Regions from separate parts of the Homo sapiens genome. Here all the other regions are linked to region 2. Evidence: chromatin contacts called from ENCODE Hi-C or POLR2A ChIA-PET data. All regions are on one chromosome and are shown on one strand. Each heading gives the region's core, a stretch centred on a gene start or an enhancer-like site at or near the end of the contact. The rest is flanking DNA. Distances are from core to core; before and after follow the strand shown.

Evidence for each region. A loop is a pair of places that touch in the nucleus more often than their neighbours do. ChIA-PET counts read pairs that join two places held with the same protein, here RNA polymerase II (POLR2A). Pooled maps may share reads with other maps.
Region 1: a loop to region 2 is called in a map of DLD1, with 5 times the contacts of the local background. The contact joins two enhancer-like sites. A Hi-C loop is called at or near these places in 2 of 168 maps with a recorded cell type or tissue (DLD1 and breast epithelium). POLR2A ChIA-PET finds 5 or more read pairs at or near these places in 7 of 52 experiments (CD4-positive, alpha-beta T cell, GM12878, H1 and 4 more).
Region 3: a loop to region 2 is called in a map with no recorded cell type, with 2.7 times the contacts of the local background. The contact joins two enhancer-like sites. A Hi-C loop is called at or near these places in 1 of 168 maps with a recorded cell type or tissue (HepG2), 18 of 37 single-sample maps with no recorded cell type and 7 of 50 pooled maps. POLR2A ChIA-PET finds 5 or more read pairs at or near these places in 14 of 52 experiments (CD8-positive, alpha-beta T cell, GM12878, H1 and 10 more).

Annotation. Positions count from the first base shown.
Region 1 is chr2:121,616,174-121,618,873 of GRCh38, forward strand. All of the region lies in intron 1 of CLASP1 (cytoplasmic linker associated protein 1), which reads right to left. Among named protein-coding and RNA genes, the nearest start is that of CLASP1, 32 kb to the right of the region's middle. RefSeq lists an enhancer at 1,533-1,582. Within about 2 kb of position 1,283, at least 4 of the 41 ENCODE cell types and tissues checked have a DNase peak (open chromatin) inside an H3K27ac peak, as active enhancers do; they include GM12878, where a contact is called at or near this core.
Region 2 is chr2:121,560,709-121,563,408 of GRCh38, forward strand. The region is part of intron 2 of CLASP1 (cytoplasmic linker associated protein 1); the gene reads right to left. Among named protein-coding and RNA genes, the nearest start is that of RNU4ATAC, 31 kb to the left of the region's middle. Within about 2 kb of position 1,308, at least 4 of the 41 ENCODE cell types and tissues checked have a DNase peak (open chromatin) inside an H3K27ac peak, as active enhancers do; they include GM12878, where a contact is called at or near this core.
Region 3 is chr2:121,595,580-121,598,279 of GRCh38, forward strand. All of the region lies in intron 2 of CLASP1 (cytoplasmic linker associated protein 1), which reads right to left. Among named protein-coding and RNA genes, the nearest start is that of CLASP1, 53 kb to the right of the region's middle. RefSeq lists an enhancer at 1,407-1,476. Within about 2 kb of position 1,297, at least 21 of the 41 ENCODE cell types and tissues checked have a DNase peak (open chromatin) inside an H3K27ac peak, as active enhancers do; they include GM12878, where a contact is called at or near this core.

The sequences.
Region 1 (2,700 bases), core at 33-2,532, 55 kb after region 2:
CGGTCGCTCACGCCTGTAATCTCAACACTTTGGGAGGCCAGGGCGGGTGGATCACCTGAGGTCAGGAGTTCGAGAACAGCCTGGCCAACATGGTGAAACCCCGTCTCTACTAAAAATACAAAAATTAGCCAGGCATGGTGGCAGGCGCCTGTAATCCCAGCTACTCGGGAGGCTGAGACAATAGAATCGCTTGAACCTGGGAGGCGGAGGTTGCAGTGAGCAGAGATTGCACCATTGCACTCCAGCCTGGCAACAAAGAGCAAAACTCTGTCTCAAAAAAATAAAAAATAAAAATCTCCCTGGAAAACAGGGTTGAAATTTAAAGCCAATAGGTTGATAATTTAAAGCCAGTTCTGGAAGAAGGTATGGTAGTTTCATGCCAGAAAGAAGGTATGATAGTTTAAAGCCAGAAATTAGCAGGATCTACTCACACTAAGTCAGCATATTTCTATCAATAAGACAATCTTTTCTGTATTAGGATGATTTCTGCAACAATTACAATATGATCGAAAACGAAGAAAGACGCGCTGCCATGCCCTGCCAGCAGGAAGTCTGTTCTTAGTCTACCTGTTCCTTCTGTCCTTTCCTTCTCTTTTTTCTCCCTCCCACTGTCCCACTCATTTTGAGGCCCACACATTCACTCAGTGAGCAAGCATTTACTCTGACAGGTATTGAACTATGCTAACTACTAAAAATCACAAAACTTTGTAGAGACTTCATCAAGGCCTTCAAGAAGGTCACTGCCTGAAAGAAGAAAGAGACAAACACAGTCAAAATAGTATGGGGACAAGTCTTAAACCAGAAGTTTGCAGAAAATGCTGTAGGTAGAAGAGGAAGGAAGATAAAACTGCCTGAGGGAACTCAGTAATGCTTCAACTGGGAATTGCAAGGATGGGGCACTGCACCTACCAACTAAGCTAAGCACCAAGCAGCTCAGCACCGGGGCAGCCCCAGCTTTCATTTGTCAGTCACAGGTCCTTCCCTGTCTTCCACTGCAGACTCACACTCCAGTCTCCCTGACTCCCTCCCTATCTCCTCTCAGCTTCCTTAATGGTTTCAGCACCCACACAGATGACAACAACTCCTCCTTTCTGCCTCCTCAGACCTATAACCTTCCAGTTGTCTGCTCCCAGGAATCAGCGATCTCTCCTCCGCTAGCTCATTCCCAGCAGCTTGTAAATGTCCTCTAAATCACTCATCTTACAAAGGCCCTCTCTTGAGCTCACATGCCTTTCATCAATGACACCATCAACAGTGAAGCTTCTTTAAGCCGTTGTCTACACCAGCCAGCTCCACTGATGCACACTTCCTGTCCCCTCCACAGACCCTCTGATCTGGCTTCACTTGCTCACTCCACAAGAGCAGCTCTTGTCAGAATCACCAGTGACAGCCATGTTGGCAAATCCAAGGAAGACTTTTCTGTACTTAACAAACTACACCACTCAGCAGCAATCCAAAGTCGATCGCCCCTTCCTTCTTCAAAAATTCCCTACTTGTGTGAAAACAAATGCTTATGCCTTCTTGCTACTTCTCTGGTTGCATCTACTAATTCATCTCTCATCTCTACCCACCTTCCAGATCTCTGTTGGTGGGCTCAGTCCAATGCCTCTTGTCCCCTCACACTGCTCACTCCAAAATAACCAGCATCCATTCCCATGCTTATAAACTGATGTCTCCCAAATTTGTATCTCCAAGCCAAATACCTCTGAGCTCTAGTCATATACGCTGGCCTCCTTTTGGTTCCAAACTCTTTACTACTTCAGGGCTTTTGCTTATGTTGTTCCTTCTGCCAAAAACTCTCCTTACACCTATATTGGCCCGGCTATTCTTTTTCATCTTTCAGACTTCAGCTCAAATGCTAGCTCCTCAGAGACCCATTGGAAGGCCATTCTAGGGGTACTCCCTTGTCACTGCATGCTGTTCTCTACTTTCAAGCACTTAAGGTGCAATTCTACCACGTATTTACTGTCTGATTTCCCAACAGGACTGTCAGCCTCAAGAAGGTAGGGACCTAACTATATTTTGTTCACCTAATGCCTATAATGCCTGTTGCAAACAAGGTACTCCAGAAATACTCGTCCAAAGAATAAAGTTTGCTTGGGCTGAAAATCAAAGGACAAACAGTCACTGGCAGTCATAAGTTGAGTTCCATTCTTTCTTAGAAGTAGAGGTAAGGGAGAAGGTAGAAAACATCACAAGTAAAAGGAATGTGCAAATACATATGGACAAAGCACAGACGCAAGAGTGTGCGGCCTGTTCAGAGGAAACAAGCAGTCTAGAAAGATCACAGAACTGGTTCCCAACCTGTAAACATTGCTGATCCTCACTCCTGGGATGAAAGGGGAAACTTATTAGAAGGATGTCTGATAATTATTCCATACATACACCAAGAATTATCTATACAGACAAAATATCATATTCATATGTTTTAATACTGAGAAAGTATTCATATTTTTCAAGCTTACCTTTATGCATTATGAATGTATTATGAATTTTTTAATGCAAAAATAATATAAAAAGTGTTTCTAAATTCTTAATTTGATGTTTTTATTTCAATTAACAAATACTAGAAATTCTACTAGAGTTCTCTAGCTCTGTAATTCTAGATACTAAGAAGATGAAATAATTCTCGAAAAGCCTGTAAAATACCAGTCAGGCATACAACAGAAAGACTGTACAGAAATAAGGCCCAACAGTCCA
Region 2 (2,700 bases), core at 58-2,557:
TGCATGGATTCATTAAAACATTCTCTCTACTTTTGTGTACGTTTCACAATTTTCTTTTTGTTTTCGCCCAAGCTAGAGTGCAGTGGCGCGATCTCAGCTCACCACAACCTCTGCCTCCCAGGTTCAAGCAATTCTCCTGCATCAGCCTCCCAAGTAGCCAGGATTACAGGAGCCTGCCACCACAACTGGCTAATTTTTGTTTTTTTTGTTTGTTTGTTTTTTGTGTTTTGAGACGGAGCCCAGGCTGGAGTGCAATGGCACGATCCTGGCTCACTGCAACCTCTGCCTCCTGGGTTCAAGTGATTTTCCTGCCTCAGCCTCCCGAGTAGCTGGGATTACAGGCATGGGCCACCATGCCCAGCTAATTTTTGTATTTTTAGCAGAGACAGGGTTTTGCCATGTTGGCCAGGTTGGTCTCGAACTCCTGGCCTCAGGTGATCCAACCACCTCGGCCTCCCAAAGTGCTGGGATTACAGGCATGAGCCACCACACGCAGCCCAATGTTTTGCAATTTTCATAATACAAAGTTGAAAAAGTAATAATAAAGGTATACTATAGGTTTGATCTTTAGAAACTATATCTCCTTAACTACCTGGGAACCAGGATTAAGACTCATGACTATTATTCTAGGCAAAGAATTACTACTGTAAAATCTATCTTAAAGCTTTCTTTTCTCTTACCTTAAATACTGCAGTGACTAAAAAAGAGTAGCTTGCAGTGCACTGATCTCATACGATCACTATTAGAAAAACTAGAGACAAAATGGAACAATAAGACAAATATTTAGATCAAAAGTATCCAATCTTTTGGTTTCCCTAGGCCCCACTGGAAGAAGAAATGTCTTGGGCCACACATAAAATACACTAACACTAATGACAGCTGATGAGCTTAAAAAAAAATTGCAAAAAAATTTCATAATGTTTTAACAAAGTTTGTGAATTTGTGTAGGACCACATTCAAAACTGTCCTGGGCTTCTGAGCCAGGGGTTGGAAACCTTGATTTAGATGGAGATAAGGGCAAGTGAGTCAGGCCTTCTGAAATACTGGGCTCTCTAAATAAAGGATGGTGCAAGTATTTAAAGGGGAAAGGAAATGCCAAAGTTAGAGTTGATACACTCACTATTCTCCCTTGAAGAAAATCATCAGTTTCCTACCTTTGAGTGGCTTATCTACAAGGGTTATTACATGTCTGCAGGCATCAGGATTGCAAAAATCAGAGGTAAAGCTGTTTTCATTAGGGAATCTGGCAATTTACAAGAAAGGGGCTCAAAACTACATTATGTTAGGGCTTAATGTTAGACAAGTATTCTTTGTCTTCTGTGGTTTTTCTTGAGATGAAATGTTTTACTTCTGACTGTGGGACTAATGTGTTCCTACAGGTTGCAACATAAAACGGATTTCTCACTATGAACCTTAGAGAAACAGCTTGACAATCTTTGTCCTGGACAGCAAGTCTTCTTAGAGCTGGGGCCAAGTGACTTCTCCTTGACTCCTCTGAGCAAAGCCCAGCGCCAGCCACAGCACAGGAACCTGGGCAGGCAGTCCACCCTCAGGGCCTGCCTGTGACCACTGCTAACCTGTGCGGAACAAACATGTGCTGAAGGATTTGAGTTCTTCAGAGGACTTGGGGAACTGACTTATAGAAAATGCTCAGCACGTGGCCTAGCACAAGGCATTCTTTAAATCTGAGTCTCCTCCCCATTCCATCTCTCATCCCTTTTCCTGAATTCTGTCTTTACTGATTTATCTAGTCATCCAGCAAAGAACAAATCACTCCAAAGCCATGACAGGCTACAACACAACTAGTTACTCCAACACTGAGAGTCCTATGACTCCCTCCATAAAATCAACTGAGTAGAATACTGAACAGCTCTTCTGAACATTTTCAGACAAATCTCTATTCTAGAAACCTTTCCACTGGGGAACTACCTCAAACTCTTCAATTATTTACTAGGAGATCAAACATAAGCACAGAAGCACAACAGGCAAATTTCACTTAAGCTTGGCTTTTGTCCTCTGGGGTTTTATTATTGTTCAGGTTTTGTCTTTCAATGATGTGGCCTGGTACAGAGAACCCTCTCCTGCTTTCGATTTTATTCTTTCAGAATCTGGAAAGGAGGTCAGCTGTCCTTTCCAGGCTTCAGTTCCTCCATCTGTAAAATGAAGTTGTTCTAAATTATTTTTCATGTCTCTTCTAAATTTAAAATGTTATATGCACACATCTTTTTGAGTCCCAATGACAGTCCCAACACAGGCCAAGCTAATCACGTGACTGACACTTCCCCAGAGGCACTTGGCTGAGGCTCCTGGGGTTGGGGATGGGCAATGTACCTGCCCCATCTGGTGTCACACTCCTAAGGTGTGCCCTCCCTCCCAACTGACCCCTTTCAAATCAAGTACAAGGCATCTCTTCTCAACTGGAGGCTTCCCCCAATGCCAAGTAGCCTTCACTTCTCTCTCCCTTCTCTGACCTCTAACCACAACACTCAAGGATAACATAAGTGGGCACTTGATTTTTCTCCACTTTTTTCATAGGATAGTTTATATTATGCTGAACAGGCTGTCAAGAAACGACCGCCTGATGATTTGTTGAAAGAGTCTACATCACATTGAAAAAGGAGATGTATAAAGCAACAAGACTTTGTCAAAGGCCAGTAGCACTTTTAAAGAGGAGGCAGAAAGAATCAGCAGAAACCTCAT
Region 3 (2,700 bases), core at 47-2,546, 35 kb after region 2:
TCCTAAAACAGGGGGCCTCAGTCAATGGATTGTTTTATACCAGTCAGTTTTTAACTCACCCTTCACAGACTTCCCAGCCAGCTGCTGCTCTACTCAGGGACTTTATTATCAACACTGAACAACTGATGGATTCATATCTTATTACAAGAGACCCAAGGCCTCTGTTCCAGAGCACAGGCTAACTGACTAGGCCACAAGAAAACATGTAACCTCAGTCCCACATAAAAGTTAACTTTCCTCAGATTTTATGAGTATTTGGTCCCATAATATACATTTTCGTCAACTTCCTTTTACTGACCACATGCTACATATTAAAAGCACTACATGGGCTTATATACATGGGCTTACTGAATCCTCTATGTAGTAAATATCATCAGACCCCTTTTACAGATGAGGAAATACATTCTAGAGAGAAAGCTACCTGCTCAAATATATGAGTGGCAGAGCCAGAAGAGGAATCCAGACAATTCACACTCAAATCTAAAATACTTTCAGTACACTTTGTTGCCCTTGCATATAGGTAAACACATTTAGGAAGAAATGCCACTAATTACATACATCAAGGACACCATTTTTACCAACAATCCATATAAATTTTCTTGACATAACCTTTCCTAAGGTTTTTTGCTTTTGCTTAGTGCTGCTAACTGTAGCTTTTCTACTTATGACAGAGGCACCTGTCTTTTTAGATTAAACCATGGAAATTCACCTCCTACAGCCAATAGGACAAACACTGCAAGGAAAACCTGGAAAAAAATGGACAGTCTCTGAAAAGATGTGTCACTTGGTGGCAGTAGCGAGGAGACTGCCAGAAAAGGAAACAGAAGTCACTTAATCTGAATCCAATAATCTTTTCTGGCTCTCCTCTCAAGGACACAAGCGGGAAAATAAAAACCTCGATGAAAGCCAAGGTTTTGGAGATAGGCAAAGGAAATGAGAGGAACCTCCCTTATCTGTCAACACAGTCTCCTCCTGCCCATAAACACACTTGATCTAGCGGTAACATGTGCTCTGTAAAGCAGCTTAGGAGAGACTACATCTTTTACAGTCTACCAAGGAAGTGCTAACCAGAAAGGGAGAAACAGGAAAGGAAGAGAGACTTTCTCAGAACCCTCTGCAGCTTACACCTTTTGGTTCTTCATAACCCTCTTTAATCCCACTTCTCTGTCAAGGCCTCTCCAACTAAGCATACCCTAATGTTTCTTCTTTCTCCGCATGACAGAATTTATACAAATTCCTATGATGCAATTTAGCACTGACTTATTTCCTATCCTACACTGTGCACCGCCCTCTCATGTGCCCTCCCCGTTCCTCCAATCAGACCACAGGGCAGAAGAAAAGGAAGCTCTGGGTTAATAGGGAACCCACAAATTTCAAATATAAGGCAGCACGGAATGGGCCTTGAGACAAATGTACACGGAGATGAAGCCCACACAGACTGGACAGACCTAGACAGCTTAGACACTGGGCCGGGACCGTACCCAGTTTTTCCCTACTGTGTAAGTACAGCAACTGGCACATCATACGTGTTTAATTAACTCTGGTTGTTGCATAAGGACTTGAGTTCAAGTCTCAGAAATCTTAATTACTAGTTTTATCACCTTGAACAAGTTAGCTAATTTTTTGAGCATCAGTCTTCTCATTTGTAAAATGGGAAAAATAATGTCTACCTCATATGGTAATTACAATTTAAAAAATGAACACATATTTAGCACAATTTCTGGCTCACAGTAAATGCACCACAGCCATAGACTATCATTATTATTGTACAGTATTAAATACAGGTCCACAATTGCTTATCCAAAACTCTAGAGGCCAGGTATATTCTGGAATAAAGAATTTTTCAGATTTTTAGGAAGATAAAATAGTGCACGGAGAGAGAGATAGTGTGTATGTGTGTGTGTATGTGTAATATAGCCCCTTGAATAGAATCCGGGGCAGCAACTCACAATCAAGCACATTAATATTTTTGTAGTGAAACATAGCCTAGCCAGGTACATACAGACTATAAATAGTCTCATGTTAGTTCACTTCAGGTCAAATGGCAAATTAGTAATTAAAAACACTAGGCTTTCAGAGTGCTTTGAATTTTGAAACTGCGGAGAAAGGCCTGTGGGACTGTATTCACAAAAAGCACCAAGCCCCTGCTAAGAAACGTTGTTTCCAATGATCCCAGTAAAGGTACAGGTACTTGCACTGGTGTGGTGTGGATGTGAGGCTGCATGTTACTGCACTGCTGCGCAGAATCAAAGCTGTCAAGATGACCTGAGAAAGCTGCGTAGCATAAGTCCCCCCCCAATTCCCTCCAGTTGCATAGCCCAGGCGGTCTCTCCAAGACAGGTCATTCTTAACATTTCATCCCTTCTCACCTGATGAGGGAAGAAGGAAGAACAGAAGCAGCTGGAAGTGAGTGCAAGAACCTATCCCCACCACTTTTCCCTTTCTGCAAGTTTTAAGGCAGACAGGAAGAGGAGACCAGATCAATGAGGACAGCCATATTCAAAATTTGGGGTTATTTTTATTATTTAATGTCTCCTTCCAGGATTCCCATGGTCACTATGACAACAGGGAACCTTCACAAATCCTTCCATGTTGAACAGCACCGCCATGGTGTAGCATAGTGCTGTTCTGAATGTATGCTTATTTAAATAACCAATTACTCAACCCACAGATGGCTTCTACTACCAAAGAAAGTTCAAG